Regions from separate parts of the Homo sapiens genome. Here region 2 is linked to region 1. Evidence: chromatin loops called from intact Hi-C (ENCODE). Cell type or tissue: ascending aorta. All regions are shown on one strand. Links, peaks and the distances in the headings refer to the core of each region. The heading gives the core; the rest is flanking DNA.

Evidence for each region. A loop is a pair of places that touch in the nucleus more often than their neighbours do. Peaks named below come from ENCODE experiments on the same cell type or tissue, not always from the same donor. Only the 100,000 strongest peaks of a DNase experiment are listed, where the experiment ranks them.
Region 2: a loop joins it to region 1, with 6 times the contacts of the local background. A loop is called at or near these places in 84 of 110 quality-filtered maps.

Annotation. Positions count from the first base shown.
Region 1 is chr16:1,176,031-1,187,522 of GRCh38, reverse strand. The region is part of intron 2 of CACNA1H (calcium voltage-gated channel subunit alpha1 H); the gene reads right to left. Among named protein-coding and RNA genes, the nearest start is that of CACNA1H, 29 kb to the right of the region's middle. In ascending aorta, for the core only: no CTCF peak of the experiment used is centred there; DNase peaks (open chromatin) are centred at 4,101, 5,032 and 6,552; H3K4me3 peaks cover 2,331 bases; H3K27ac peaks cover 3,160 bases.
Region 2 is chr16:1,090,289-1,101,780 of GRCh38, reverse strand. C1QTNF8 (C1q and TNF related 8) reads left to right here and starts at 5,537. Exons shown (of 5, transcript NM_207419.3): 1 at 5,537-5,625; 2 at 5,993-6,166; 3 at 6,848-7,066; 4 at 7,730-8,284; 5 at 11,187-11,492. The coding sequence starts at 6,859. The coding sequence ends at 8,280. In ascending aorta, for the core only: a CTCF peak has its summit at 5,869 (motif pointing left); DNase peaks (open chromatin) are centred at 3,840, 5,023, 5,510 and 5,894; H3K4me3 peaks cover 1,428 bases; H3K27ac peaks cover 6,172 bases.

The sequences.
Region 1 (11,492 bases), core at 2,010-10,009:
GCCAAATCTGCAACAGCTGGGCACAAGCGGCCTGAGCCAGGGGCAGGGGTGTGGGCGGGAAAGGCACCCACAGCAGGAAGGAGAAGCCCAGAGCAAGGTGGGCCACAGCCCCCCACTCAGGACCCCATGCCTTGCAGGGCACAGACTGCAGCTGAGGTCACAGGCAACCAGGACTCTTAGCCACGTGCTCCCCTCTCTGTACCCACCCCTGGCTGGGCAAACCCCTCCCTGCCCTGGGTAGAGGGTGCCAAGGCTGAGGCCGCTCCCTCCCTGTCCGCTCTGCCCACGGCCCCACGCGGCGCTGGCCGCCTCCTCCCCTCCCGGCCCCTCATTCTCAGGAACGCTCAACCTTACTTTTCCAATTTGCTCAAGAAGACGACCTATGTGTATTCACCGGGGAAGCCCATTCCCACAGGCGCTATCAGCCCGCAGTGCGGAGGGGACGGTCGCGGGCTCTGAGGGACTCCATCGCCTCTGCCGCAGAGGAAGCAACAGCTTTGGTCCCACATCAAGAGACCCAGGAGGGGCCGGGCCAGCCGCAGACCCTGGGAGTCAGTGGGTGGTACAGGAGATCCCCGGGAACCAGCCCTGTGTCCGTGTCCACCCCCACTCAGAACCGCGGCAGCTCCAAAGGACCCTCGAGGCCACGGGAGTGGGACGGACCGCCCTGAAGTCTGCCGGTCATGGTGGTGGTCACGGCCCTGAGAACCAGGGCGCACTGCTTGTATACAGAAGAGCTAGAAGGGCAGAATATCTCCACTGCCGTGGCACATTCACCGGCCAGGAAGCATTACGTGGCCACCCGTTGAGGAGGCGGTGGTGCCACGGGCATCGGGACCGAGCCAGGTCCAGGGCACACGGGGCAGGAGGAGCGAGTCACGGAGGACACGTGACCACATTCACGACAGAAGCCACAGTGCAGGCCATCTCGAGGGGCATGTGTGTGGGCACGTGTGCAGAGGTACAGAGACGTTCCCAGGGAATCGCCGGAGGATGAGAACGCCGTGGAGAGGGACAAGACGAGGGCACTCAGGACGTGGGCAGAGTCCACAGTGACCCTTTGACGTTCACCCCACGCCGCGGCATCGTCCGGCTTTCTGCACGGCGAATCCAGGCCCTGCGTGTGCAATTACGAAAGCGAAACGTCCAGGAATCTGGGCCTGTGCGGTCACGGCAGGCTGGACCCCTGCCTTCAGGGCTCCCTGGGCCCAGCTTCTGAACAGCCCCACTGGGACACCTCGAGGGAGCCGCGCATTCTTATTCAAAACACCACTAAGGAAACAGGCTCTCCCCAAGCAGCCCTGGGAGGACCAGCACGGTACACCCTGGCCCTGCACACACCCCGCCTCCGGCCCCTACGCACGCCGACCGTCTAGTCACCCGCCCCGTACACACCCCGCCTCCGGCCCCTACGCACGCCGTCTACTCACCTGCCCCGTACACACCCCGCCTCCGGCCCCTACGCCGTCTACTCACCCGCCCCGTACACACCCCGCCTCCGGCCCCTACGCACGCCGTCTACTCACCTGCCCCGTACACACCCCGCCTCCGGCCCCTACGCACGCCGTCTACTCACCCGCCCCGTACACACCCCGCCTCCGGCCCCTACGCCGTCTACTCACCCGCCCCGTACACACCCCGCCTCCGGCCCCTACGCCGTCTACTCACCCGCCCCGTACACAGCCCCGCCTCCGGCCCCTACGCACGCCGACCGTCTACTCACCCGCCCCATACACACCCCGCCTCCGGCCCCTACGCACGCCGACCGTCTACTCACCTGCCCACGTACACACCCCGCCTCCGGCCCCTACGCACGCCGACCGTCTACTCACCCGCCCCGTACACACCCCGCCTCCGGCCCCTATGCATGCCGACCGTCTACTCGCCCGCCCCCCACGTACCCCGCCTCCGGCCCCTACGCACGCTGACCGTCTACTCACCCGCCATGGACCCCCGTGCCCCACTAGGCTTTCTGAGCATCTCCAGGGTTCCCCAGAAAAGCAGACTCGGCGGGGGGGGGGACTCTGCAGATGGCAGCGTCCATGTGGGAGTCTGGCTGCCGCTGGCAGGACCCACAGACACCGTCCAGGAGTCCAGCTGCCACCCGGGCACGTCTAAGCTCCGGATAACCGGTGGGTGAGGCTATGAACGCCAATCCTGCCTACACCAGGGACAAAGGAAACGGGCACTCACGACAGACGGGCCCACACGTGTCCACAGCGGCACTGACCCCGATGGCCTGTGATGGAAACAGCCCTGGTGTTCACCAACAGACCCGTGAACAAACGGAACGTGGTCTGGTCACACGCTGGAATATTACTCAGCCATGAAAAGGAAGAAAGCTCCACACGCCACAACACAGGTGAACCCGGGAACATGATGCTGGGAAGAACTGGGCACAGAAGGACCACATGTCACACGGAAAGTCCCGCACAGGCAAACCCAGAGACAAAGCGGGGTAGAGACCACCAGGGCTGGGCAGCGAGGGCTGATGGGGATGCGGTTTCCTTCTGGAGTGAGGGAAACATTCCAGAACTAGGCAGAGGTGATGGTTCAACAACACGAAGGTCGCTAACCCGTGCGCTTTAAAATCCGCTGGTCGTCACATAAACAAGTAAAAAAAAAATGGCTAATCCCATGGTACGTGAACCTCACTTCAGTCATCACCACAGCCTGCGTTCCCAGCTTTGCCTTTAAATGGCAGCTTCCCTTCGCTGGAGCCCCGCACCTGTCTGCAGTCGCCACTGAAGGCGCCCTTTGGACCAGGAATTGAGACCCGGCACATGGGCAGGCATAGGTTGGTGGGGGTGTCTCCTCCTCCTGCCACGTGGCCTCCACTCTCGCTGAGCAGAAGGCCCTCACATGCCCCAGACCCACCCGGCCACGTGACAACTCCTGGCACCCTCCAGCCCCTTGAGACCTGCCTTCCACCAGGGGGCCTGGATGCCTACGAGAGGGCAGGGATGCCTGGAGGCTGATGCGGCATCCGTGCCTCCTCCCAGGCTCACAGAGGATGAGGGTGAGGGCCGGGAAACGAGCAGCCCAGGCCGGCAGGTGATGAGCCCTCCCCACGGATGCCTCTCAAAGACAGGACAGCTGCTGTGTGCAGGTGCCCAGGCCAAGCCGCCTGGAGTCCTCTGGGGCTGCTGGCCCCATTCACCCCTGAGCCTCGGTCCCACGCTTGCCGGCCTCCACAGTCCGGCCTCTGGCCTCTGCCTCGGGCAGTAAGGCCCAAAGCTTTCAAGGACTCAGTGCTTGCTGCAGGGGAAGCTTTGGCCAGGGTCTGCTCCCTGGTCTCAGGGCTCGGGGAGGGGCCCCATGCATGCGGCAGGCTGGGCCTGACCATTCCTGAAGCACCGGAAGCCCCCTGTGGGCAGGAGTGATGCCCTGGGGTCTAGAGCAGTCCCGCCTACACCCTGTGCAATGGGCTGGTGTCCCATCTCCCCTACCAGCTCCACCTAGGCCTGATGGGCCAGGCACAGCCCGGCTGGCCTTGACTCTTCTGTCCCTGGCATCCGATGAAGCACCGGGGCAGCCACAGCTGCCGAGGCAGACGCACCTTCCCCAGGCGGCATGGACACGGCTCCAGGGCACCTGTCGTTAATTAACCGATCCAGGAGGGAATTAATTCAGTCTCCCTCTGCAGTGGCGAAATTCTGGAGCCAGATGTTTGCAGACTTTGGAGTCTCCCAGCAGGTGGGACGGGACAGACCCCACTGGGGGAGCAACACGCCAGGTCACGTGCTCACCCGTGTATACGCATGTGCTCTTGCACGCTCCCCCCAGGGCCGCCCCCCAGCCTCACAGGGTAGATGACAGAAAGTACATCAAACCTGCAGGACGGGACGGTGCCCGGGGAGCTCCAGAGCCTGCCCTGAGTGCGGCGCCTCCCCCGGACCCCCGACCCCAATGCCACGACAGGCACGTGTCCTGTTCTCCAGCGGGGCCTCTTAGCGGGAGGGAACTGGGTGGGAAGGGGGAGGGCAAGGCAGCCACACGATCCAGGATCAGGGTTGCCGGGGATGCGCTGACTGAAGGAGGTTTCTCTTCCTTCCCCGGAGGCCGCTGCCATGGAGACAAGGGAGGAGGAAGCCCGGTCAGGGCTGGGGGGAGGGGCCAGGAGGGATTCCCGGCTCCACGCTGAGGGCGGCCCCCACGCCCGTCTCCTTCCTCGGGAGAAGCCACCGCAGGGTTTTAACTCAGGAAGGGGTGAGGTCCTAAGAACCCCTCTGTGCTGGGGGAAAACTGGGGGAACGCGGCGCCATCAGACGCAATAGAACCCGTCAGGGGTCCCAGAGGCCAGATCCCGAGGGCAGCCCCAGGATTCCCACAGCCGCACGGGGGTGGAGGGTACCGGGTTCCAGGGCTCCATGCCTGACACAGAACTTCCTGGAAACCGCCACCTGGGGCCCCACCGTGTCCCACCCCAGTCCCTGCTGCTGGGGGTGTCGGGTCACAGAGGGTGGGGGCGGGGGTGGTGGGTGGGGCCCAGACCTCCTTCACAGGTACCTGTACCAGCCCTGGAAACCCAGTTGTCCAGAGATGGGACAGGTGGGCTTGCCCTCCTGAGAACCTGCAGTGCCCATGGACCCTGTGGCCGACTCCTGACCTGGGGAGCTCTCAGGTTGGGCCCAGGACTCAGGACTCAGCTCCAGAGAGGTCACCTGCACCCCATCCCAGGCAGGGAACAGAGGGTCTGGGCAACGTCAGAGGAGGGCCAGGGTGGGGGTCCCCGCCACAGTGACTGACAGCCTCGTCGGGGGGCTGCGAGCTCTCCTGGCCTCTGTCCTGGTCCTCAACCCTGGCCTCTCCCAGCCAACCCCCAGTCTGCTCTGAGTCTCAATGTGCAGCCTGCCCAGAGCTTTCACCCCAGCCAGGCCCCCGATGTGGGAGCCCCTCTCCCCAGGGGCCTGGCCAGGGGAACGTGGCCGGAGCCAGCCGCCTGGACTTGCGTGACTCACACGGGCAGTTGGGGGTGGGGAGCCCGGGCAGCAGCCAAACATGGAGTGTTTGTCTCCAGCCGGCGCCGCGGGTCACAGGAGGGCACGGGGGCTGGGCTGCCCGTGGGAGAGCACCGCCCCCAGCGCAGGGGTGCGGGGAGCCCACACCCACCACAGGCCACCACCTGGGGGATTGAAATCACTGATGCATGAGTGGACGGCTCACTCCCGGCTGCCGGAACATTCCATCTCAACAGAGCTCCTCCCTGAGCAATGGCCTCGGGAGACTCTGGCCCCACAGAGAGCGGCCCTGGCCTCCGCCTCTATGTCCGCCAGGCTGCACCCAGGTGGGCTGAGGCCCGCCTCCTCCACCCCGCAGAGCCTCCCACCTGCCACCCACCGGAGGGGCCAAAACAATCACATCACCTGCGCTGTCTCAGGCACGGACCCTGCTCCTGCCCCTGCCACAGCCCGGGGAAACACCAGGCTCACCTGGGCGGCCACTTCTCACCCTGGGGAGCGTTGTGTCCATCTGTGTGGGGAGACAGGGAGGGCCGGAAGCACACAGCAGCCAGGGACAGGCAGCAGAGTGAGCCTGTGTGCATGCGTGTGCGAGGGGGCATGCGTGTGCGAGGGGGCGTGTGTGCAAAGGGGACATGCATGTGTGAGGGGCGCATGTGTGTAAGGGCAGTGTGGGGACCTGAGGCGCGTGTCCGGGTGTGGGTGTGTGATGTGTGTGTAGCTGTGTGCATGGGCCGGGCTCACCCCACACACAAGTGGAGAACTCACACACAGCCCTCTTCAGGCCTGAGATGAGGGCGGGTCCCCCACCTCCAGGAATGAAAGGAGAGGTTGGCTCGCAGCACCACCACGGAGCTGGAGCACACGCGGACAGCTCCCTCTAACTGCGCACAATTTTAAAAGCCATGCTAATTAGAAAGAGACCTAATATACCTATTTATCTCTAATAAAGAGCTTGATTTGGGAACTTTTCAAGGCATAATTGAGTGGAAAAGTGCCTGATCCCAGCCCTCCTCTCCGTGCCTGCGGGAAGCTTGAGGCCCTGCCAGCCACTTGGTGGCAGCGTGCAGCCACACCGGCAAGGACCTCGGGGGCACGACCACCCAGGATGTTCTGCCGGAACTGGAGCAGACCCCCAGACTCTCCTGGCCGACGCGGGCGTCAAAGCGCTGGCTCAGCTCCCACCGTTGCCGGGGGCTCGGCAGCTGTCCCCGGTCAGGGCCACCTGGTCAGGCTGGCTTTGTCCTGGCAGTGGAGTGGGAGGTGGAGGGGCCGGCCATGCCGGGTGAGAGCTCCTCTCCTCTGGCCTCACCCTTGCCCATCTTGGTCCCCATATGAGGGTGCTGCGGGCCCCCAGGCTTGGAAGGGAAAGGCGTGGGCAGCAGAAACCCAGCCAGGAGGGGACCTTGGGGAAGACGGCCGCCTGCCCCTGGGACGGGCCTGTGGGGCCTGCTCCGAGCTGGAATTCTCCAGGCCAGAAATAACTGCCTGAGCGCCACTGCACAGCTGCCGTGGCCCAAATTAGAGACCACCCCAGGGGACCAGGCGCTCCCTCCATGGGAACGTGGCCTGGAGCTCCACCCTTGGGTCTGGCCGGGAAGCTGGCGGAAGCAGTCCCGCCAAGGCGCTTTCCTGCGGGAAGACGGGGTGAGCCCCTGCCAACGCGGCCCAGCAGGTCTGTCCTCAGCACGCTGGCGGCCAGGTCGGGTGCTGGCCCGGGGAGTCCAGGGCGGGGTGGCTGTGGACCAGGGCTGACCTCACTCTGGTCCTCTTCACCTAAGGGGCCTCCCTGTGGGAGCCACAGGCCCCTATTCGGCGGCATCCCAGCCCCCGCTGCACACCCTGCACTCTCCCCAGTCTGCACCTCATCCCTCCCTGCCCCGCCCTGCCCAGGCCCCTCCCTACCTGCCCCGGGAAAGCCAAGGCCAGGTGGGCCACTCCCCACCCGACACACTATGGAGAGCAGCCCCTCCTCCCTGGCCCCCCCACGGCCTGGCTGTGACTGCAGCCCCTGCTCAGGACCCAGAGACTGTGGCTGTGCCTCGGAGGGGGTATGGGGACGCCAGGGACACCAGGACACAGGCCCACCCTCCACGGCACCTCCAGTCCCACCACTGGGGATTTCCCTTCAGACCTCGGGCCTCCACAGACCTGGGGTTCAGACACCTGGGGTGCCCCCTCCTCACCCAGCCTGCCCTGCTCTGCCCCCAGCTATGGGACCGTCCTCCCCAGCCCACAGCAGCCCGAGTCCCTCTCGCCTCACATTATGCTCTGTGGGCGACGCCTGGTCTCAATCTGTGTGAAAACCCAGCTCCGGCCTGCAACGCCCCGTGTTCTGCAATGCGGACGCACACCACCTGCCTGTGCACCCAGGAGCCGGCTGACCCGGTGTGCAGGGACAGGGACCCAGCCAGGGCACCCAACGGGCTGGCCGTCCATCCACACGACGCCCCTCAGCCCTGTGCCTGCAGAGCCCGGCCCCCTCAGTATCACCCGGCAACCAGATGTATATTAAAAAACAAGGCCGGGCCGGGCATGGTGGCTCACGCCTGTTATCCCAGCACTTTTGGAGGCCGAGGCAGGTGGATCATGAGGTCAGGAGTTCAACACCAGCCTGGCCAAGATGGTGAAACCCCGTCTCTACTAAAAATACAAAACAATTAGCTGGGCGTGGTGGCACATGCCTGTAATCCCAGCTACGTGGGAGGCTGAGGCAGGAGAATCGCTTGAACACGTGAGGCAGAGGTTGCAGTGAGCGGAGATCACGCCACTGCACTCCAACCTGGGCGACAGAGCAAGACTCCATCTCAAAAAAAAAAAAAAAAAAAAAAGAGGCCGGGCGTGGTGGCTCACACCTGTCATCCCAACACTTTGGGAGGCTGAGGCGGGTGGATCACTTGAGGTCAGGAGTTCAAGACCAGCCTGGCCAACATGATAAAATCCCGTCTCTACTAACAATACAAAAATTAGCCAGGCATGGTGGCGGGCGCCTGTAATCCCAGCTATTCAGGAGGCTGAGGCAGGAGAATCGCTTGAACCCGGGAGGCGGAGATTGGGGTGAGCCGAGATCACACCAGCAACAACAACGACACACACACACATCAATAAATAAATGAGGAGGACGGAACAGCCACTCAGCAGCGGCTCGGTCGGCTCTCCCACCTCCCCAACCTCGCGGGGGCAGGAGAGTCCATGGGGGGGCCCCCAATCCCCGATGCCTGGTCAGCCAGGGTTTCCGTCCACCACAGCCTGGTGACTGAGGTCAGGGACCCCCAACTCACCCTACCCAGGAGCCCCTGAGGCCAAACCCCACCCACAGGGCCGCCACACACCCCTTCCACCAGTCCCGGGAGGCGCGTCAGATAAAAGCACAGCTCTCACTCCTGGGGAGACGACGGCCAGGCCCAGCCAGGGGTGGCTCTGCTGTGGTTTTGCTTCCCAGGCAGGTCTGAGTAACAGTGTGCAGGGAGGGCTGAACCCTACACCCGCCACAGCCTGGTGTCCACGGGTCACCCATTCACCACCCAACAGGGTCTCTGTGACCTGACAGAGGTCACAGAGCCTCAGTTTATCCCGAGGAAAATGGTGGGGCTGGGAGGGGCACGGGGCCAGCCTGCTGGGGAGATGCCACCATCTGGTCCTCCGGGGCTGGCAAGGGCGCGGGGCCACCCTGCTGGGGAGATGCCACCGTTCGGTCCTTCCTCTGCCCTGGCAGCCACACCTGCCTGCCCCGGCCACTCCGCCACATCTCTTCACCCCAACCCCGACTTCTGGAGCTTGGAGGAGACAGGGGCAGGGGCATCTGGGCCCAACCTGCCCAGGAGCTCCTGGCCGGGGGTGAGCCAGGTTTGGCCAGGGGTCAGGGAGGGACCCGAGGGACAGTGTGGCCCCTTTGGGGCTGGATGCTGGTCTGCTGGATGGCGGCGGCTGAAGCAACAGACGCTCACTCTCCCACAGCCTGGAGGCTGGAGTCCGAGACCATGCTGTGGGCAGGGCCGGCTCCTCCTGCGGCTGCTGTCCTTGGCCTGTAGACGCCACTGTCACCCCTCTGCATCTGTGTCCTCCTGTGGCCTCACCTAGTCCTAACCCCCTTCGAAAGGGCCCTTATCTCCAAATACAGTCACATTCTGAGGCACTTGGGGGGGTGGGTTAGGACTCTGAGATATGAATATGGGGACTCGGGGGTGGGTTAGGACTCTGAGATATGAATATGGGGGCACCAGAAGAAGCCCGTAAATGAGGCGGCTGGGGAGGCCGTGGGGGAGGGTCCAGAAAGAGGGGGCGGGAGGGACCATGGAGGGATCCAAGGAGCCGGGGCAGGAGAGCCCGTTGGGGGATCCCAGGCAGAGCCGGGAGGGACCATGAGGTGCCCCATGGAGAGGGGGCGGGAGAGTCCATGGGGGGGCGGTTTCCGGGGTGGGGGAGTGACCATGGGGTCCCCAGGGAGAGGGGGCGGGGGAGGCCCCAGGGAGAGGGGGCAGGAGAGTCCATGGGGGGGGGGGTTCCGGGGTGGGGGAGGGACCATGGGGTCCCCAGGGAGAGGGAGTGGGGGAGGCCTCAGGGAGAGGGGGCGGGAGAGACCCCGGGGGTCCCAGGGAGAAAGGGCGGTGCCCGCAGCCCGGGCACCTGCTGGGGACGGAGAGTTTGTGTCCCCATGGAGTTCAGACGCTGAGACCCAGTGGGGCCTTTGGGAGGTGACTGGGATGAGGTGAGGTCAGGAGCGGCGGAGCCCTCAGGAATGGGGTTAATGCCCTTGTAACAAGGACCCCGAGAGACCCCTCCACCTCCCACCAGGTGAGGACACAGGCAGAAGCAGGCGTCTGCACCCAGAAGTGGCCCCCGTGGAGCCCCATCCTGCCCAGCCCTTCCCTGGGACGTCCAGCCTCCAGAACCGAGAAACACACTCCCTCTGTCCCCGGCCACCACGTCCTCAGAATTTCTGTCACAGCCCAAGCACACTAGGACGCCCCCTCCCAAGCCTGTCCTGGGGGGCCCCTTCCCTTCCACCCCAACACCCCATTTCTCACTTGGAGCTCGTTCCACTCTCTGCCCCGGTCAGAATTCAGCCCTCAAACCTATGACAGACGTGTGACCGTGAGCCGCTAGCTGTGCCAGCTTGGGGGACTCCGGGGCGACGGCAGGGTGGGCCTCGGTCAGACGCCGTCCCCGCACCGTACCATGAGGAGGGCCCTCGGCCCTGAACTTCAGGCTGTCTCCGAGGGTGCCGGCGGCTGCAGTGTGTAAATGTCAGAGCCGGGGCTGAGGCCCGGGCAGCAGGGGACCCGGCCCTGGAGGGGATCGGCCCTGGGAGAGGCCTGGGGGACAGCAGCCCCTGGTGGAGTCAAACTCCATCCAGCCTGTGTCACTTAGAAATCCAAGGGTCCGAGAGTCCGAGATGTCCTTTGTAAATGTCAGTGGAATGACAAAAAGGGCCGCCCAGGACAGACACCTGAAGGTGGCAGCCTGTGAAGTCAGTGACCTTTGGGGTTCAGTGTAGGGTTCAGAGAAGGTGCGGAGGGCCTGGGGGAAGCTCCTGGGGGGAGGGAGTGAGGCTGCCCAGGCCTTTTCCAGCGCCTCCTCCCAGCCTGGGGACTCTGCCCCCACCTAAGCCAAACCCAGGCCACCCTGTCCACGGAACATCCTCACAGCAGCCGTAGCAGACACTCAGCCCTCAGAAAGCCACATCATCCTTAGGACCCCCTCCCCGTCCCCTGGGGTGAAGAGACGCGGGGGAAGGGCCGAGGGGAGGCAGGACAGAGGCAGCTCCCCGGCGGGGCGGCCCCGCTCCCCTCCCAGCACCATCATTTTCTGGGCTGATAAACTGAGCTTCATGAGCATCCCCTGTGGGTCACAGAGACTTGGTGCCCAGCCGGCCCCCGGACCCCCATCAGCCCCCTGCTCACTGCTACAGTGGCTGGTCCCGGGGCCTGTGCAGACAAACCCGGAACCCCTTGGTTGGGGGGTCACCTGAGACCCAGATTCCATTCTCGGAATCCCCACAGCAGCCCAGGCCCGTCACCTCTGAGCATGGGGGGAAGTACTGGCCCCAGGCCTCCTCAGCCCGAGCCACAGGTCATTGCCATGCCCACCTGCAGAAAGAGACGGCAGCTGGGGTCCATGCAGAGACCCTGGTGCTGCCGAGAGTAGGAGCGGCCGACCCCACTCTGCGGGGACAGCCCTCCCAGACCCATGCCTGGCTGTCCTCACAGCTGGACCCAAGGATGGGCAGGGGAGCTCCGAGACATTGCTGCTGCGCCTCGCCCCTGCCCTCCCGTGGTGGGTGAGATGCCCCGTCGGGCACTAATTAGAGCTCCAAGCTCAGAACCGACAGTCAGGGCAGCTCCAGCACAAACATCTCTAACCACACAGCATCTGTAACCACACAGCGTTTATGTTTAATGGGTTAGGCTGAAATTCCCAAAGTCTAGAACCCAGCTGAGCCATTATGCAAGCCAATCTGCGATGAGGTGTAAAGATCAGAGCCCGCTAGACACGGTGTGTCCTGTGACTGGGCGATGGGAGTGGGAGGCG
Region 2 (11,492 bases), core at 2,224-10,223, 86 kb after region 1:
TTCCGGTGACCGAGCTGGTGAAGGAGAACAGCGCTGGCCTGGCCCGGCCCACACACCGGGGCACGGGGACGCCAGCACCCTGCTTGCCCCAGGTGTAGGCCCACAGGCACTGTGCTGCCTGCAGACGCTGCGGAAAATCACAGACCGGGGCTTTTTTTGGTGGACTTCCCTTAGGGATCCTTCACGGGGTCTTGCCAGGACCTCCTGCTGCCCCAGTCCCAGCCTGTGAGCCTTGGGTCCTGTCCCTCCCAGACTGGAAGGTGCCTGCTGCTCCCTTCTGCAGCCCCACTCATGCCCCGCACCCTCAGGCTGGGGAATGAGGTGGAGGGGCTGCATGCGTCCCTGGTGGTGCTGCGGGAGAAGCTTCTAGAAGTGGAGCAGTCGCTGGGCAACCTGGAGTACGTGCAGGAGCCTGGAGAAAAACATCGCCGTCAAGACCAACAGCCTCTATGTCGACCGCCAGGCGTGCATGGCCACCACGCCGCTACCCCACGGTCCTGCAGCTGCGCCTGGCTGCCAGTGAGTATCTGGCACCGTGCAGGCGCCGTCCTGCGTTTTCTGTCCCGTCTCCCAAATAAAGAGCACGTTAGCTTTCCACACGGGGCGTGTGCGCCAGGGCGGGGCTTCCCCTCACTGTCCGTCTGGGCTGGAGTCTCAGTCCCCCGTGTGGCAGCTCTACCCACGGACTCATCCGTGGGATGACAGGGTTGGTGTCAGAGCCCAGGAGCAGGAGCCCCCGGGCCTCAGAGGGCAGGACAAGAGCAGGTGAGGGCTGGGGCTCCACAGCACAGCCCAGCCACGGATGGCGTGTCCAGCCCAGAGCCTGGCCATCCGGCTCCGCTCCCTGCTCGCCTCCCCGCTCCCCCACCAGTGCTGGCTCCTCCGTCCTTTCGCCAGAGTCTTGGGGCCTTGGGACATCCTTTGGGACCCCTGCACCTCCCCGCCCCCTCCCCCCGCACCTCCCCGCCCCCTCCCCCCGCGCCTCCCCACCTCCTCCCCCTGCACCTCTAGGCCCCCAGCCTCAACTTCATATCCTTTGAGACTGGGCACTCGCTCTGCCCGGAGCTCCTCCCACTGCTGGTGCACCAGCTGGGAGGATCCTCCAGGTGGGTCCCACCCAGACTGCCCCCTTCCGCAGCCCCACTGTCCCCAGGACTCCCAGACTTAGACAGGCAGATCGGCAGGGGGTCCCTCCCGCACCCCCCAGGATGGGGCCCACCCGGAGAGCATGTAGGTGGGGGTGCCGTCTCCAAGACCCAGGCCCATAGGGCTCCTATACCAGCCTGGAGGGGACGGGGAGGTAACAGGTACAAGCCCCTCTGCCTCAACCACCCACTGGGACACCTGTGAGCTGGGTGAGATCAGCAGGTGGAAGATGCTGCGCGGGGGGCGCTGGGAGGAGAGTGGGGCGCCTTTCAAGTGGGGCTACCGGACCTCTCTCCCCCACCTGCTGACACCCCCTGCAGAGGCCACTGCTGGAGAGGAAAAACGCCACCCCAAGTCTCCTGCTGTTTGCTGTGGGGAGGGGACGGTGCTGACTGCCAGCACGGTCACCTGGCGGGCGGAGCCTGCACGGGGAGAAATCTGGGCGAGGCTGTGTGTGAGCAGGTGGGGCAGGGAGGGCTTCCTGGAGGAGGGGGCCTGACTTCCACAGCACAGGCCAAGGTACAAGGGCTGGGCCTCTCGCCTCATCTGGAGCTCACTGAGGCCAAGCCCTTCAGGTCTCTGGGCTCTCTCACCCGGGTGCCTGCCCAGGCAGCCCCTCTCCCTCAGCCCTGGGCCCTGTGGGAGGAAGAGGTGTGTGTGGCGGGGGCGTGCGAGGGCACCCCCAGCAGGTGGGATGGACTCAGGCGGTCCCCCCTGCTGTCTGGTGGTGGGGGGAGCTGCATGTAGGCAGTGGCCAGGCCCCAGCCCATGCTGGTGACCCCGGAGAGAGGGTACTTATCCCCGTTTTGCAGACAGGACGCCGAGGCCCGGGAAAGCCCAGGCCCTGCCACGTGATTCAGCTCCAAGCCTTAGCACGGATGGGTCCTCCTGCCCTTTCTCCTGCAGCCCCGGGACCGCCCAGGGAGCAGGGCAGCTGCTGTGATTTGGGAGAGGCCGTGCTGCGATAGGCTCATTGCTGACCGGACCGGGCCCCCCACCAGCTCGGAGCCCCACTGCCGGGCAGCAACGATTCCTCTGCCCACCTGGCCCCTCCCAGAGGGGCAGACCCTGACCCTGAAAGGTGGGCCTGAGAGCTTCCAGAACCTTCTCTCCAGCACAGGATGTTCCAGAGAAAATGTCACCTCCTGTCACCACGGAAGCCATGTTGTTCGTTAGGAGCCGCCGGTCACCACGGCGACAACCAGGGCCCGACTCTCATTCTTTGGGGCCATTAAAATTCACCCTGGGTGCTGTTGCCACTGGGTCTGAGCAGCCAGGAACAGAGAAGAGGACCCAGCGTGGAGCCTCACCCGGGGGCTGCAGGCAGCTCATGTCCTGTGCACGCAGCCCCTCAAAGCTGCTCAAGAGCACCAGACGGTCTGGAGCAGTGACCTGCCGGGGGAACGAGGAACCGCCTCTCTGCAGTCCCCCTGGCATGGGGGGGCCTGGAGCCAGGCAGAAGCTGGTGAACTCAAAGGCCCCTGAGCCACGGGAGGCTCCTGGGTGGGGGCTTCACTCCCTGCCACCTGGGACACCATGGCCAGGGAGGGGGAGGGTGTGGGTGGGTGGCAGCTGCAGGAGGGGTGGCCTGGCACTGCCCCATCCCGCATCCAGGGCTCTGGGTGGAACTCAGACCCCGTGCCAGCCTCCGTGGGTGTGGGTTTGGGGTGAGGTCCCCGTGCCGTGTCTGCTCCAGCCCCACAGGGAGCTGCCGGCTGCTGTCACCTCCTGTGGCGGCTCATCACATGTACTCTCGGCCAGTGGCCATTAAGAGCCTTGGGAGATAATGGTCCCTCCGCGCCGGCCGCGCACTCAGGCCTCATTATTGCCCAGGCCCAGGCAGCGCTCTGGCATGTCCCCTCGGGGAGGGGGTGGCTGATGAGAAGCCGAGGGTTGGGGCACGGGGGAGGGGGCCTGGAAGGAGTCGCTGAGGCTGGCTGGTGGCACCAGCCTGGGAACACGGAGCCAGGCGCTGTTCCGAGCACAAGGCAGGTTCCAATGTCAGGCCTCACGTGCACTTTACAGCTGGGGACACTGAGCCCAGGGGTCCCTGCGCCCACTGTGCTCCCACGTCAGGGCCAGGCTGATGGCTGCAGCAATGGGGGCGACTCCCCGGCTGGAGAGGGGCCAACACCCCCGCCCCCAATTTCCTGACCTCCCCACTCCCCCACGTGCAGGCAGACCACTGGACTAGGGCACGCGGGGGCCGCCCGCCTTGTGCTGAAAAAGGAGGCCCAGACTTTCGCAGTCTAGTAGTAAAATCCTGAAACCCAGGGATGGAGCCCTCCCCACTTTCTGGGTGGACCCCAAACGCCTTCCTTTAGAAAGATCATCCACTCCTCTCGGGGGCTGAGTGAGCCCAGGCGTCCAGGAGCCCCCAGTCTGTACAGCAGGGAGCTGAAGGCTGGGAGAGAGGGGTGGAGTCGGGGGTCTTGCTGAGGCCCCCTCCCCCAGTGCCTGGCACCTCCACCCGCACCTCACTGGCACAAGCGCCCCGCAGCACGGAGAGGGGGCGGCCCTCCCGGGGCCCGCCTGGGACGCTGCTGGGTGTCTGTGGGGGGTGGGCCCCAGGGCACCCGGCAGCAGCCGCTCCCCCGTCGCCACGGCAATGCCGCGGTCATGCCTGGCCAGGGCTATTTCTGTCCAGGAGACATGCTGTCCTGCCCCACTGAGTCACCCCCCGCGCTCCCTGCCCACCCCACTCAGGCCTGGCCTGCAGCTTCTGTGCCACATAGTTCAGGCATCGGCCCTGCCAGCCGCCTGCCCAGACGGACTCTCCCCAGGACGGGTCATCCCGGGCCACCCGAACCCAAGGGACCCAAAGGCACCCTTCCCGGGCCGTTCACCCACCCCTCAGCCTCCCTCCACCCTGCTCTGTGCGTGGGGAGGCTCTGGGACCTGCCCTCAAGGGGGACTGTCAGGAACATGCCTCTCTTTTTAGGGGGCAGTTCTGCTGGCGTCGGGGGGCACTGAGGGGCACAGGGTTCCCTGTGTCTAGGCCTCAGGGACGCTCTGGATACTTCTGAGCTCCATGGGTGCCCATTTCACGGGCATGGGAGGCTGAGGCTCAGACCCAGGGCACAGCAGAGTGTGGGCGTCCGCCCGTCTTTCTCTGCAAGCCCCAGGAGCACACTGTCCCACTGGGACACATCTGCAGAGCTGTGTTCTCGCCGCCCAGGGCACAGCCACGCTGAGCCGGCTCGGTCGGATGCAGGTGCCATAGTCACAGGCGCTCAGGTCTTCACACCCCATCTGTGTCACCACAGCCAACAGGGTGAAGATGGCTGTCCCCAGAGGGGGCCGCTGGGCCTAGTGGGTGCCGCTGCCAAGGGTGAGCTGTCACCGCCCAGGGCCACCTGGAGGGGGGAGCCTGGAACCGGCTACAGCTGGTGCGGTCCCCACCACAGCCCTCCCCAGCCCGTTGCCCGCAGCCTGGCACACGAAGCTCCCACAGGGGGGACCCCTTGGTCTCCCCTCACCTCCTGTCCTCCTTTCCTCCTCGGTCTTTAGCATGGGGGTGCTGAGGGCCAGGCCAAGCTGAGGGGCTGCGGGGAGAGCGGGACCCCAGGTCGCACACAAATCTGCCGAGGGGACTGAGCCAGCTCGGGGCCCCTCCCCGCCCACAGCCTGCTTTCAGGCAAGGCCGCCACAATTCTCCTGCCACGTCCAGCACCTCCCACAACAGGGGCCGGCTTGTGGAGGAAGGACCTGTGGGGAATGGCCGCGTGTCCGTGTCCAGAGGCCCAGGGTCGGAGCGGGACAAGGCCAAGGTGCTGTGTGGGCTTGGCCTGGGGCCCACAGAGAATGGAGCCCCCGCCCGCTGAGGCCTGGGAGGCCTAGAAGTCATTCCCGCGAGTCGTCCGGCCCAGTCCTTATCCGCTGAGAGGCGGGGCTGGTGCGGGGCCTCCCCAGGGGTGTCATGAGGGAATGAAGAGACCCCACGGAGCCTGGGGAGGCTGCGCTCCTGGGCTCCATCCAGCCTGGCTTCCCCGCCAGCAGCATGAGGGCTGTGCGTCACCCGGTGGCTTGGTGGCCATGGGGGCCCCGTGCAGCATGGAGGCCCTGGTCTGGGCCCCGAACACGGGCCTCGGCCTACAGCCCCCCCGCCGGGCCCGCCCAGCCACAGCTTCCATCTGCCTGCTTCTCCTCAGGGCGCCGCACCCCAGGCGGGCAGCAGGCTTGGTTTCCCGATGGAGGAGAGCTGCGTGCCCACGGCACCATCCCCCAACCCAGCCGGCCAAGACGCCGGGCCCCAGCCCCGCTCATGGGCACGGGGCTGGCAGGAGGACCCTGGGGCCGCGAGGCAGGCTTCGCAGTGGACACAGGGGCCCTGCCAGGATCCTGTCCAGGGCTCGGCGGAGCTGGCCTCTCGGCCTGTTGCTCTTGGACAGCCCAGAGGAAGCCACGGGCGCCCAGGCGGGCATGAAAGGGCTCTTTGACGGCTGGGTTGCTGGGACAGTAACACAGACGGCCGGCCAGGCAGGGAGCATCCCTGAGACGGTAACAGGAAGCACAGGGCCTGGGGCTGGTTGTGGGAGTCTTCACAGCCGCCCTGGGCAGGTCGGGCTCCCCCTGAACCCCAGCGGAGCATGATCCAGCCCTGATTGTCTGCCAGGCAGGGCCAGGGGCTGGGACGGCCGGGAACTCCGTGGGGGCTCCTGCAGGCCTCCGTGCATGCACACACCCACTCCTGCCAGGCTCCCTCTGCCGGAGGAGTCCAGGGGGGCTCTTGTGGTGTCCAGTGGGGCCAGGGGGTGAGTCAGGGTCTGCTGAGCTCATGGGGAGGCAGGCAGAGGGTGTCTCAACTGCCAGAGACATTCCACCCACCTGGAATGACCCACTGCAGGAGGAAGGACCTTGCCCTGTGCTACAATCCCAGAGGGCTTCCTGAAGGAGGCAGCCTAGATCTTTGTCCAGCAGAGCCCATCTTCAGGGAATATTGAGGATCCCGACCCGTGCACCTGCCCTAGCGGAAGACACTCCTGGCCAAGCCTCCAGATGTGGCTGTGAGGGGAGTGGGGTAGGCAAGGCCCACCTGGCAGGGGGGCCAGGCTTGTTGGGGCAGCTGCTGTTGGGAGGGGGCCTACCTTGCTCAGGGGGACCCAGGTTGGCTCTGGCTTCCCCTCGGCACCAAGGTGGGACCATCCTTCCCTAGTCTGGGGGAGGCAGAGGAGTGGCCTCCCGAGGCCCCTGCAGGCCCTGCCCTGGGGGCTCCGGACGAGAGGCTCTCTGGGCCTGGCTGAGACGGTGCCTCTGTGCACTGTGCAGGGCCCCCCACCCCAGGCCAGCCTTGGGGGGCCTTTCCCTGGAGCAGACCAGCCACCACGCCCCAGGGCTCTGCCCAGCCACAGTGGGTGGGGCCTTGGGCGGCTACCCGCTCCTGAGTTTAGAGGGCTGTCTCAGAGACCTCTGTGTCCCACAACGGCTTCCCCACCATCTGCCGGGTGTGGGGGCCCCAGCTTTGGGGACCAGGACTCCCCGACTCCAGGTGTGCAGGGTGCCTGGTGCGGCCCAGAGTGTAGCAGCCCCTGAGCCTCGGCCTTGGCCTCACCCACTGGGCCAGGACCGTCCGTGCCCAGGCAGAAGCTCCCGCCTCCACTGGCTGTATTCCCAACGGGGGCAGGGCCGGGCTGCCGTAGGGTCTGGGGGCTCCAGCTGGGGCACCTCCTTCTCAGTCCCTCCCCTCTTTCCTCTCCCCCAGCCCTGGCCAAGATGGCAGCCCCCGCCCTGCTGCTCCTAGCACTGCTGCTGCCCGTGGGGGCCTGGCCCGGGCTGCCCAGGAGGCCCTGTGTGCACTGCTGCCGCCCGGCCTGGCCCCCTGGACCCTATGCCCGGGTGAGTGACAGGGACCTGTGGAGGGGGGACCTGTGGAGGGGGCTGCCTCGAGTACGGCCCACTATAGACATCGAAATCCTCAAAGGTGAGGCCCGTGGGTGCTGCCTGCATGCTCCCCCACCAGGACCCAACAGCCCACAGGGAGTGGGGAGCACCTGGGGCTTGGGAGGAGGGGCGGGAGGGGCACGCTGAGCACCAGTGTCTGCCCTGGCAGCGCTCCCTGCACAGGGACCCCTGGGCTCCCCCCGCAAGCAGGAAGAAGCCTGGCTTGGGGAGGGACCCATGAACCAAAGTGGGGTGCTGAGGATCCTGGGGAAGGGGGCCAGGGTTCCTGAGATCCCCAAAGTAGCAGCCCCTTGGGAAGGGAGCCTGGGCAGCCCGCTTGCTCTGAGACCCCTTGACACGGCTGCGCTGTCCCGAAGGCTGTACTAAGGTTAGGCTTGGGTAGGACCTTCCCAGCCTTCTCATTCTTTAACACCCAACGCAGACCGTAGCTGGCCCTGACCACCCATGTCCCCACCCTCTCGGTGGGGACGGCCTTGCCACAGGCCTTGGTCTAGCCACACCTTTGGAGAACGGCTTCTCCCCATCTTACAGACGTGGACGCGGAGACTGGGAGAGGGGCCGTCACTTGCAAAGAGTGTGTCCTTACAGTGACCCTTGAGCCCCAGCCCCTGGCCTGGGTGCTGGAATGGGGGAGGCCTGCCCAGCCCGGCCCCGACCCGTGGCTTTCGTTTGTCCCCTGCAGGTGAGAAGGGTGAGGCCGGCGTCCGAGGTCGGGCCGGCAGGAGCGGGAAAGAGGGGCCGCCAGGCGCCCGGGGCCTGCAGGGCCGCAGAGGCCAGAAGGGGCAGGTGGGGCCGCCGGGCGCCGCGTGCCGACGTGCCTACGCCGCCTTCTCCGTGGGCCGGCGCGAGGGCCTGCACAGCTCCGACCACTTCCAGGCGGTGCCCTTCGACACGGAGCTGGTGAACCTGGACGGCGCCTTCGACCTGGCCGCGGGCCGCTTCCTCTGCACGGTGCCCGGCGTCTACTTCCTCAGCCTCAACGTGCACACCTGGAACTACAAGGAGACCTACCTGCACATCATGCTGAACCGGCGGCCCGCGGCCGTGCTCTACGCGCAGCCCAGCGAGCGCAGCGTCATGCAGGCCCAGAGCCTGATGCTGCTGCTGGCGGCGGGCGACGCCGTCTGGGTGCGCATGTTCCAGCGCGACCGGGACAACGCCATCTACGGCGAGCACGGAGACCTCTACATCACCTTCAGCGGCCACCTGGTCAAGCCGGCCGCCGAGCTGTAGCCGGGTGAGGGGCCCCGCGGCTGAGCACCGGGCGCGCGCGCGCGTGTGTGTGTGTGTCTGTGTGTGTGTGTGTGGGGGTGGGTGTGGGTGTGTGTGTGTGGGTGGGTGTGGGTGTGGTGGGGTGGGCGGGCAGCGGAGCTTCAGCGCCGACTGTGTGCAGTGATTTGTTGAGCGCTGACTGTGTGCAGGGATTGGTTGAGCGCCGACTGTGTGCAGTGATTTGTTGAGCGCCGACTGTGTGCAGGGATTGGTTGAGCGCCGACTGTGTGCTGTGATTGGTTGAGCGCCGACTGTGTGCTGTGATTGGTTGAGCGCCGACTGTGTGCAGGGATTGATTGAGCGCCGACTGTGTGCTGTGATTTGTTGAGCACCGACTGTGTGCAGGGATTGGTTGAGCGCCGACTGTGTGCTGTGATTGGTTGAGCGCCGACTGTGTGCAGTGATTGGTTGAGCGCCGACTGTGTGCAGGGATTGGTTGAGCGCCGACTGTGTGCAGGGATTGATTGAGCGCCGACTGTGTGCAGGGATTGGTTGAGCGCCGACTGTGTGCTGTGATTGGTTGAGCGCCGACTGTGTGCAGTGATTTGTTGAGCGCCGACTGTGTGCAGGGATTGGTTGAGCGCCGACTGTGTGCAGGGATTGATTGAGCGCCGACTGTGTGCTGTGATTGGTTGAGCGCCGACTGTGTGCAGGGATTGGTTGAGTGCCGACTGTGTGCTGTGATTGGTTGAGCGCCGACTGTGTGCTGTGATTGGTTGAGCGCCGACTGTGTGCTGTGATTGGTTGAGCGCCGACTGTGTGCAGGGATTGGTTGAGCGCCGACTGTGTGCTGTGATTGGTTGAGCGCCGACTGTGTGCTGTGATTGGTTGAGCGCCGACTGTGTGCAGTGATTTGTTGAGCGCCGACTGTGTGCAGGGATTGGTTGAGCGCCGACTGTGTGCAGGGATTGATTGAGCGCCGACTGTGTGCTGTGATTGGTTGAGCGCCGACTGTGTGCAGGGATTGGTTGAGTGCCGACTGTGTGCTGTGATTGGTTGAGCGACGACTGTGTGCTGTGATTGGTTGAGTGCCGACTGTGTGCAGTGATTGATTGAGCGCCGACTGTGTGCAGGGATTGGTTGTGCCCCGACTGTGTGCAGGGATTGATTGAGCGCCGACTGTGTGCAGGGATTGATTGAGCGCCGACTGTGTGCAGGGACTGATTGAGTGCCAGCTGTGTGCAGGGATTGATTGAGTGCCGACTGTGTGCAGGGACTGGGCCATGTGGAGTGCTGGGTGTGTTGGGAGCAAGTCTGACCCGCACCTGCCCTCACAGGGGCTGGCGCACAGGAAAGGACCACATGAAGCCACATGGACGGAGGCCTGTGGTACTGGGTGTGCGGTGGGCGTAGCCAGGTGGTAGAGCGAGCTGGGTGCCTCCTCATGGGGTGGTCGGAGCCCGGTTGCTCACCCAGGTACTCGCCCTCACGGCCGAGGGGCCATTCTGCTTATAAAAGCTGTGCCAGGCACCCTTGCTGAGGAGACATTCATTCGACATTGCGTATTTGCCAAGCACCTGCCCGGTGTGGATGGACCCAGGGGAGGCCAAAAGGGTGGAAGGAAGACGGTCACTTCCAGGCGGTGTGAGGGGCACCCAGCACTCACGGTGGCCGGGAGGGTGGGGCTGCTCTAGTGGTGGCTTGTCCTTGGCAGGAAACACGCGGCTGAGCGCAGGGGGTCAGTTTTGGGGGCTCATGGGTCCTCAGTCTGTCTGAATGTGTGGGGGCTGGAGGAAGATTGGACCCTGATGGGCACCAGAGCCGGAGGAAGCCTCAGACCCCCACGGAGTTGCCTTATGCTTAGACAGGGATGAAAGTCAGGTCCACATGGCCTGGCTGCAGTTGTGGGGGCAGAGAGGGCCCCATTTGGGAGTGTGGGTGGGTCGGTCCCTCCAGGCAAGAGGCTGGCCCAGCTCTGGTCACTGGAAGCCTCTGTTACCCTCCCCGGCTGGAGCAGCTGTGGCCCCTCCCGGAAGCTCTCCCAGCCACGTGCTCACTTGTCTCTGGAACCACCTCCACCTGACCTGGGCCTCCCTCCCCCTCTTCCCAGCCCCTCCGGCCCAGCCTCCCACGCACCGCCTCCTCCTCCTTGGTGTGCTATTTGTGGCAGCGCGGCCACTGGGCCCGGGCAGGAGCAGCATCAGGAGCAGCTCAGCCATGCTGCCTGGAACCCTCACAAGGCCTTCCATAAAGCATCCCCGGGTGGGGGCAGGAGAGCCCCCACAGGTGCACCCAGCGTGGGCTCATGGGGGCCCATGGGTGCCGAACAGATGAAGGGATGCGGGGTCCCAGGTGCCCCCACGGCCCCTTGATCCTTGTCCACTCTGGGACATCCCGGCCCATGGAGTGCCCGGCTCGCCCATCCCCCTCTTTAGGGCCTGCCCTGCCCCCACTCCCTCCCCACAGGGGCCCCCACCAGTACTGACCAATCTCTGAGCAGCTGGGCCCACAGCCTGCCCCAGGAGGGTCTGTGAGAGGACAGCCCCCAACATCAGGGTGCACCCTGCAGGGTGGGGCCAGCCGAGGAGGGAGGTAGGAGGGCACGGGCTGCAGCCCCCAGGTCAGGGGGACCTTGTCTGTCCATCTGGCAGCACACACTGGCTGGGAGGAAGCAGCTGGGAACAGTGACCCTCCCTGTTGCTGTGGGGCCCCAGCCTGAGGGGCTGCTCAGTCATCCCCACCACCCACCACTGGGCCAGGCCTGGGGGCAACCGGCAGTGGGCGTCGGGCAAAGGAACCGGGGGAGGAGGGGGCAGGGTGGCAGGAGATGGGGGTCAGGGGCCATCTCCCAACACAGCCGCCGTTTTTGTGTGAAGACTCCGGACCTCCCAGCCCCACCCTCAGGAAGTGCCGTCCCCTCCTTACAGACAGACGTCCGCCTGTGGGGACTCTGGGAGCCCCGGCTGGCGCGCCCGCCTCTCCACTTCGCCTCACTCCTGTCCTGGGACAGAGGGTGCCCTGCCCTTGGGAGATGGTGCTCTGAGGCCCGGCCAGAGTCTGCAGAACCCGCGTGTGTGTGCTGGAGCCACTCCCCAGGCAGGCGGGGGAACAAGCGTGGCCCCCAACAGCGCAGGACAGGAGGAGGGGCGGCTACAGGGGCCCGCCATTTGCTGTGCACACATGGCCCCTCTGCAGGGAGAGGGGCTCTGTCCCGGCTGCGCCACCCCCACCCA